Regions from separate parts of the Homo sapiens genome. Here region 2 is linked to region 1. The links are chromatin contacts, found by Hi-C in ENCODE. All regions are on one chromosome and are shown on one strand. The core of a region is the stretch at or near the end of the contact, and the rest is flanking DNA. Distances in the headings are between cores, read along the strand shown. Region 1 holds the start of C1orf159 (chromosome 1 open reading frame 159). Region 2 holds the start of LINC00115 (long intergenic non-protein coding RNA 115).

Evidence for each region. A loop is a pair of places that touch in the nucleus more often than their neighbours do. Pooled maps may share reads with other maps.
Region 2: a pooled map shows a loop between it and region 1 (11-fold over the local background). The contact joins the promoter of LINC00115 here to the promoter of C1orf159 in region 1. A Hi-C loop is called at or near these places in 4 of 50 pooled maps.

The regions. Positions count from the first base shown.
Region 1 is chr1:1,114,162-1,118,235 of GRCh38, forward strand. C1orf159 (chromosome 1 open reading frame 159) reads right to left here and starts at 1,928. Exons shown (of 10, transcript NM_017891.5): 1 at 1,899-1,928. RefSeq lists silencers at 1,619-2,218, 2,389-2,508, 2,549-2,598.
Region 2 is chr1:825,197-829,270 of GRCh38, forward strand. It overlaps LINC00115 (long intergenic non-protein coding RNA 115), which reads right to left and starts at 2,326. Exons shown (of 1, transcript NR_024321.1): 1 at 1,010-2,326. It overlaps LINC01128 (long intergenic non-protein coding RNA 1128), which reads left to right and starts at 2,395. Exons shown (of 4, transcript NR_047524.1): 1 at 2,395-2,579; 2 at 3,807-3,908. RefSeq lists an enhancer at 2,019-2,348 and a silencer at 2,389-2,618.

The sequences.
Region 1 (4,074 bases), core at 678-3,177:
CCCTCCCCCCACGGCCTTGCAAAGTGCTGGGATTACAGGTGTGAGCCACCGCGCACAGCCAGGGCCGCCTTCTCTTACCAGCCAAATGTCCCTGGTAGAGGGGGGCCCCTCTTCTGCCCTGCTCATGTCTGACTAGCTACCTACTGTAACGGGCCACAGGTGCTTGCCCCCATGCCTGGATAATATTTTTTATTTTTTATAGAGACGAGGTCTCCCTATGTTGCCCAGACTGGTCTCAAGCGATCTCCCACCCCAGCACCCACAGCGCTAGCTGTTCTTTAAATGAGCTACCCAGTAAGTCAAAGCTCAGGTGGAGAGCAGCCGCAAGGCAGGGAGCAGCTGGGAGGTATCTCAGGGGTTCCCGGGATGCTGCCTGTGCACCCCAGGGCTGAGGTGACTGCGTGTGGAAACACCTGCCTGACTGGCTTTTAGGAGGAGTACTGGGGGCGGGATGTGTGTCAGGAAAACAACGTTTCTGTATAATTCATAAACATGTATGTTAAAAACAACGTGGCCATGACGGATCCTGGCTGAATGCAAACGGGGAACATAAACCTGAGTAATCAGGCGCATCACTGAACATCCCAGGCGGCCGCCCCTACCCTGGGGCTCAAAACCGGCTCCCTCTGCGAGGGTTTCCCAGGTTAAGCCATCAGGAAACAGGAAGACGCCTAAGAACGATACACTGGACTTTGGGGACTCGGAGGGAAGGGTGGGAGGGGGACAAGGATAAAAAGCTACAAATAGGGTGCAGTGCGTACTGCTCGGGTGATGGGAGCACCAAAATCTCACAAATCACCACTAAAGAGCTTACCCATGTAACCAAGTAACCAAACACCACCTGTACCCCAGTAACTTACGGAAAAATAAAAGAGGAAGACGCAGCTCTGCCTTCTCTGCACACCCTGGTAATACTAAGAAAAATGAAAACCAAAAAAAGGAGGCCAAGTTTGACATCCTGAAATTTAACAGGACGAGGCGGCTAAGAATTCAGCCACAAAATAGTTCCCGGGGAAGAAGCCGCGTTTGCTTTGAAACGCGGTAAGAAATGCCCCCGAACACCTGGGCTTAAATTACACCCAAACTCAATCATCGACTCGCTGCCACCGGAACACGCGCTCCCGAAAAACTGCACCCCGACTAGCCCTCGGCTACTCCAGGTGACAAACGGACAAAAACAAATCCTAAAGCCTCGCGGGAAAAAGACCTGAATCGTGGCCGACTTCTAGGACACCGGGGACCGCGCCGGTGCCCCCACTCCCGGCTGCCGGGAAGGCGAGGCGAACGCGCCCCCTTTCTTCCCCCGGGCGCCCGTCCCATCCCCTCCCCAGGGACCCCCTCCCTGCCCCGAGAACCCCCTCCCCTCCCCAGGTGCCCCCTCTCCCCCAGAGACCCCCTCCCCTCCCCAGGGACCCCCTTCCCTGCCCCGGGAACCCTTCCCCTCCCCAGGGACCCCCCTCCCTCCCCAGGGACCCCCTCCCCTCCCCAGGGACCCCCTTCCCTGCCCCGGGAACCTTTCCCCTCCCCAGGGACCCCCCCTCCCCGCTCCGGGAACCCCCTCCCCTCCTTAGGGACCCCCTCCCCACCCCTCCCCGGGGTCCCCCTGCCCTCCTCAGACGCCCCTTCCCCTCCCCAGGCGTCCCGCTCAGCCCGGGCGCCTTTCCCCCATAGGACCGCGGCCAGGCTCGTTGGGAGGCGGCGACGAGGACGCGGGCCCAGGCGCTGGCGGCTCCTCCGCGCGCCGCACAATGGGGGACGCGCAGGGAACGTCCCTCGGGCCGGGCCAGGGCCGCCGACCTTTGTCTGCCTCTCGCACTCCCTGCGCCGACCCGGCCGCCCAGACGGACCCCAGCGCCCCAACCCGCTACCCTCACGCCTGCCCCCAGCCCCTCACTCACCCCGGCGCCCTCCGGGTTTCTCTTTCGTACACCCCGCCCTCAGGCGGTGGCGCCGCGCCCCCTGGGACTTGTAGTCTTTCTTCCGCCCCGGCCCCGGCGCCAGGCCCCGCAGCTCCCAAAGAAAACTACAACTCCCGGCGGCCCGCGCGAGAGCCGCCCTCGCCTGGTGGTACCATCGCGCGCGGCCGTGGGTGGGGCGCCGGGGCGGGGCGCGAAGCGCCCTGGGAAATGTAGTCCTAGAAGAACCAGCGCATGTCTCGGGTCCCTGACACGGAGGGACTACATTCCCCCGGATTCCTCGCGCGCCGGCTGCTTGGCGTTGCCGGGAGACGGGGCGGGGCGTCGTCGGGGTCTCCCGGGCGACCGCACAAGCGTCGGCGTCCTTAGCGTTCCGCCGGTTTAGGCGGAGGCGGAGGCGGAGCGTTTGGGGGCGGCCGGGGCGGCTTCGGCTTCATCGGAGAAGGCGGCGCGGCTGCACCAGGTTTGGCCGCGGGCGCGCGGGGCCAGCGCCCTCCAGACCCACGGAGCGCCCCGAGCGCCTCGCGAGCCGCCGCCAAATGCGCCCCAGGTCCGCGGCCGGCGCCAGTGCTGGGACCTCGGCGGCCGGTGTCGGAGCGCGGCGGGAGAGACCCTGCCTTGGGTGCGGGACTGGGACGGCTCGGACCCAGAGGGCTCCCGGGGCTTCGCCTCTCGGACGGGTCAGGGCTCTGCGGTCTCAGGACGCTCCCCCGTGAGTCTCGGCGGCCCCGGGGTCTGGGCGGCGTCGCTGCCCCACAGGCCGGGCGCGTGGGTTTTTCCGGGGCTCTGCCTCTGAGCCACCCTCGGAGAAAAGACAGCTCTGTGCGTCCCGCGGCGCCCGCAGCTTTCGGCAAACATGTTTAAAGGAGCTCCCCGAAGGAACTGGGGACGTCCGTCCGCTCATCAAAGGCTTCAATCCTGTCGGTGTCCCCGGGCCCTCTCCTAGCTGGGCCAGCGCGCAGGGTGGGGGGGCGCTGCAGGTGTCGCGGCCCCCCCCAACCTCCGCAGACCCTTCCAACCCCTCAGACCCCCCAAAACCCCCAGATCCCCCAACCCCCCATATACCCCCAACCCCTCAGACCCCCCAACCCCCCAGACCCCCCAACCTCCCAGGCCCCCAGACCCCCCAGCTCCCTTGCTCCCGGGAGCTCCCAGGCCCGTCCTGCATGCGCCTTGGGGTTGTTCCTCCTTGATGGACGCCGCCTCCGGGTTCCATCCCAAGTTTAAATGCCAGAGATTTCAATGGAAATAAAGCCCCCATCTTAACAGCGTGAGGATGTTTTGTAAACAGTATTGGGGACAGCTGGGGAAGTCACATTTGTGTCTTCTCTTTAGAGGGACAGTGTTCGCCTGAGGGTCCATCCCAGGGTTCCCTCAGGGCCTCTGGAGGAGTTGATGCCACCAGTGTCTGGCCGTGGGACACCTGGGCGTGGGCGCCCAGCACCAGGGGTTCGCTGACAGCTGCAGGGTTTCCGGCCATGCGCCCGCGGACGTGCAGCTTCTGTGTCGGTCCCATTAAGAGGAACCTGGCCTGGGCGACGTTTGAGGACCACGGGGAGGACACAGTCGCGGTCCCCTTCTCGGAGTCCAGTCTGTGCCACAGGCTCTTGCCGTCTGCGGCAACTCATTGTGGAGCTGAGCCAGTGTTTCCACTTCCTTTTTGTTTTTTTGTGTTTGAGAGGATTTCACGCTGTCACCCAGGCTGGATGCAGTGGCATGATCGTGGCTCACTGCAGCCTGGACCTCCTAGGCTCAAGCGATCCTCCACCTCAGCCTCCAGAGTAGCTGGGACCACGGGTGTGTGCCACCATGCCTTGACACATATTTCTTTATTTTTTTGTAGAGACGGGGGTCTGTTTTGCCCAGGCTGGTCTCAAACTCCTGGGCTCAAGCAGTCCTCCCGCCTGGCCCTCCCAAAGTGCTGAGACTACAGGCGTGAGCCACCATGCCTGGCGTCCACTTTCTTGACTATTTCCTGAAGACCAGCGTTTCCCGGGTGGTTTCACAGCTGCGGAAGCTGCCTGTGTCAGTGTCAAGTCCCTACCCCTCGGCTTGGCCTGGGGCTGTGGCCCTGGGTGACCGTGTCCTTATGCTGGAGCTTGGTCCACAAGTGTCCCCGCCCCTTGTTCCGTCACTCATGGTGGTCTGCACCTCTCTA
Region 2 (4,074 bases), core at 1,076-3,575, 290 kb before region 1:
GGTGAGTTGGGAAATGTGTTAGGCAGGGTCAGAGATTACCACATCCTAAAAACAACACTTAAGGAGGGAGATGACAAAACAATCAATGAATAACATGACTTTTTCCAGTGAAAGTGCCATATCTAATCCTTTTCCATTTTTGTTCTCTGAGCTTCTTTCTTAGGGAAGATCCTTCTTGAGAAGCCCCTGCTGAGTATTAGGAAAATGCATTTCAGGACCTCTCATCAACACATCCTCTTTCTTTACCACAACCACATATATGGGGGCATAACTCAACATGTGTAAAAGACAATCTTCTGCTTTTCACTGAACCTCCAGGAATTCAGGACAATAAACGTCTACATGGAGACCAACAGGTGAGTTTTTCTGCCCCTTCTTTCATAACACCGTTCTTCCCTAGTGAAGTCCACACACATCCTTACATGGCAGCTGTGGGTATATCAACTGGTCTGACCCCTTTTAGTCACAGAGCCTGAAGTCTCTGCTAGTACCTGCTGAGCACAGGGTCATGGGTGAGAATGGGCAAGTCTTTTTCTTTCTCTGGTTCCTGAACTTCCCAGGCTCTCTCACTTCTGGATCCTGAATACCCAAAAACCAAGCTTCCTTCCCAGAACCAACACCTCCTCCTCATTAGAAAGATACCTTTGTTCTGTGCTTACTTTATAAAGTCTTGCTCTTTCCCTATCCACTGCCTTGTGTCAGTATGTGTGTGTCTTGGGGCCGGTGGAAAGGTGAACAGAAGCCAGTAGAGAGTAACCAGCACCAGCTTCACAGGAATGGCATGACCTTGATACGATAGCGGCAGTTTTCCCTTAACATCCCTGCCCCCTAAAGACTTCAGATCATATGTCACACTCTTAAGTAACAGCGATTTGTCTTTCACGGTTTTAATCATATTGATTAAAAGCATTTGTCTTCTCCAGAACATCACATTAAGTCATCAAAAAATATAAACCTTAAAAAGATGTAATTATTGGAACTGAAAAACATAAAAGGTGAGCTTTGGAAATATCTTTGAGCAATTTATTCGTTATGAACACATGTAATCTGTTGGAACAAAGTTCTAGGACAATCCAGGTCATCCTTCAATATTTGCAGAAAACATCACAAAGAAAACTTGATACTTATACTTAGTTGGAAACTTTATGCCACAGCCATTAAATACAGAGATCATACAAAGGAATAGAGGAAGCTGTTGAATACTAAACTAACTCAAATCATCAATATCCTTACGGAGTGCACACTGAATTAATGTAAAAAGCATTTAGTAAACAAAAAGTATTTTCAATATACAATTAAGACTGAAAAGTATTGAGGCCTCATAAGCTGAACCTGACACAATAAATTTAAAAGGGAAACTAATTTGGAAATCAGAAAACCACTAAGGAATTTGGGAATTAGGCTTCTGCTGCCCTCTCTGCTACTGACGGTCAAGGCCTCCTCATTGTATTCTGTCCTCCATATCTCTGCTGATTCCCATTTTGTCTATTTCCATTTACCCCACTACTGCTTGCTCAGGTCACTCTCCTTCACTGTCGGTGTTTGTTCAAATTCCTCAGACCCATCCACTTCCCATCTAAACTTCCCTCCCCTTTTCTCGCTCGTTGGCTCTACCTCCCTCCTCTCTGTTTTCTCCTCACTCTCCTGCCCCACCTCGACATCCACAGCGAGGCAATGAAGAAGCCCCTGCCAAGGAGGAGCCCGCTTCTCAGTGGGACACCGGGAAGGTAGACACCCAACAGTCACCGCTAGTGGGAGGCGATTGTGCAGAAGCACGAGGGTTGTTACAGGATCGGGCAGGTCCCCTACCCCAGTCTCGGACTCAGGGTCCTGTCTGAGGCGGCCACCCCGAAGCGTGGGGTTTGCGGAGACGTAGGGCCTGGCGGAGGGAAGGACGGGGAAGCATCTCAGGGAGGACTGGCGTCTGCCGAATCCCAGGGCTGCCCTGAGGGGCCAAGAGGGGCGAGGGTGGGGACGATGGAAGACAAGCCACATGCCGAATGGGGACCTGAGGCCGCGCGCGATAGGATGGGCGGACGGTGAAGAGAACTAGGGTGGAAGGGCCGGACAGGGGCGACCTCAGTGACGGAACCGGACACAGACGCAGATCTGGCAGCTGAGCGACAGGCTTCGGAGCATTTCCGGGCGTCGCGGGACTCCCCGCCGACAGGAGGGCGGTTGCCGAGCCTGTGACATCCGCGGAGACCAGCAGACCCCGGGTGTGGAGGACGCCGCAGGGAGGGGACTGCGTGGCTGGGTTTGGCCACAAAAAGCGGAGGGCACTCACCCGAGCGGACCTTGGCTCCGGATAATCCGTTTCCGGGTCAACAAAAAACGTCGCGCGAGGGGCGGGGCGCGTACGTGCAGGGAGGGGAGGCAGAGAAAAAGGCGGGGCCGGGCCGGGCCGGGGCGGGGTCTCGGGCAGGGGCGGGGAGCTTACCGACCTCCCGCCCCCGCTGCGCGCGTTTCTGGCCCTGCCAGTGTCTCCGCCGGTTGAAAGCGCGTGTCTGCGTCGGGTTCTGTTGGAGTGCGTTCGGTGCGCCGTGGGTCCGCGCTGCTTCCACCCAACTTCCTGTTAGGTAAGAGGCGCGTGAGGCTCCTGTGCCGGGGGCGGTGCTGCTCCCGAGTCGGCGCGCGGCGGGGACGCGAGTCCGTAGGTGCTGGCGGGAGCGAGAGTCGGGTGGGGACCCTCGCGAGCCCGCACTCCGCCTCTGGGTAGCAGCCTCTTCGGCCCCACACGGCGTGACGCGCGCTCGGGCTCCGCGTTCGCGTCGAGGCAGAGGCGTAGTAGGGGTCGGGCCCAGGGCTGGAGGGGCCGGGACCGGGCGGGGTGCCGCCCTGGACACCGCGCCGGCAGCTGTTCCGCGCGGGTTCATGTCATTCCTATTTTCAACCTGTCCTGCTCCGCACCTGAGATGATTTATAAATTCGGTACCTTTGGGACAGGCGTGGATGACATCCCATAATTTACTTCGTTATTAATTTCTAAATGTAATACATACCACTCTCTAAAAGTATTTTTTAATTTGAAATATATTTGTATATATGTACATATATATTTATTTATTTCTGAATTTTGTCTCCAGTACATATAATGAGGCTTGTAAAGTGGATAGTGTTCAGGACATAGGTGGATTTTGCTTTTAAGTAGTAAAGACTTAATTGGTGACTTACTGGGGCTATTTGATAAGGATTTTTTTTTTTAAATGAACATTAAAAACAGTGAAATTGTATTTCCGGATTTCATTAGCTTCATTTATATCTTAATTGGTGAAAACTGTAAGTTAATAACTCATTTTTATTTCCTTTGGAGATTCTTAAGTTTGTGCTACCAATGATTATTTCCAAAAAAAGGCACACTTCTGGTTTTCCCAGAACTAATGCTAGCTTCTCAATCTTTTGAGTTTACTTGATATTAATGTTTGACCTCAAATCATGTCACATTTTTGAAGAAAACTTTCTCTTAGCCAGTGGAACATAAACCACCCTGGAGTTCATATAGAGGAGGGGTTCAAATGCCTCTGATAGTGTCGTGTTAAAACTCATGGCCAAACCCAAGGTCACATAGCTTTCTTTCCATGTTTTCCTCTAGAATTTGTATAGTTTTGTCATTATAAAATGGGTCTTGTCCTAGACCCCAAGAACAGGTTTTTGGATTTCACATGGGAAAGACCTTTTGGCAAGTCACAGAGTATAGTGAAGTTAAGATAGTTTATTAGCAACTACTCAGCTACATAGCAGGGCGTCCTCAGAAAGCAAGAGGAGGAATGCACCTGTTGTAAACATATAATTTTTTTTTGAAACAGTTTCTCTCCTGTCACAATGGCATGATCTCGGCTCACTGCGACCTCTGCTTCCTGGGTTCAAGGATTCTCCTGCCTCAGCCTCCCAAGTAGCTGGGATTACAGGTGCGTGCCAATATACCCGGCTAATTTTTTGTATTTTTGGTAGAGACTGGGCTTCACCATGTTGGTCAGGCTGGTCTGGAACTCCTGGCCTCAAGTGATCTGCCTGCCTCGGCTTCCCAAAGTGCTGGGATAACAGGCATGAGCCACCCGGCGCCCGGGCTTAATG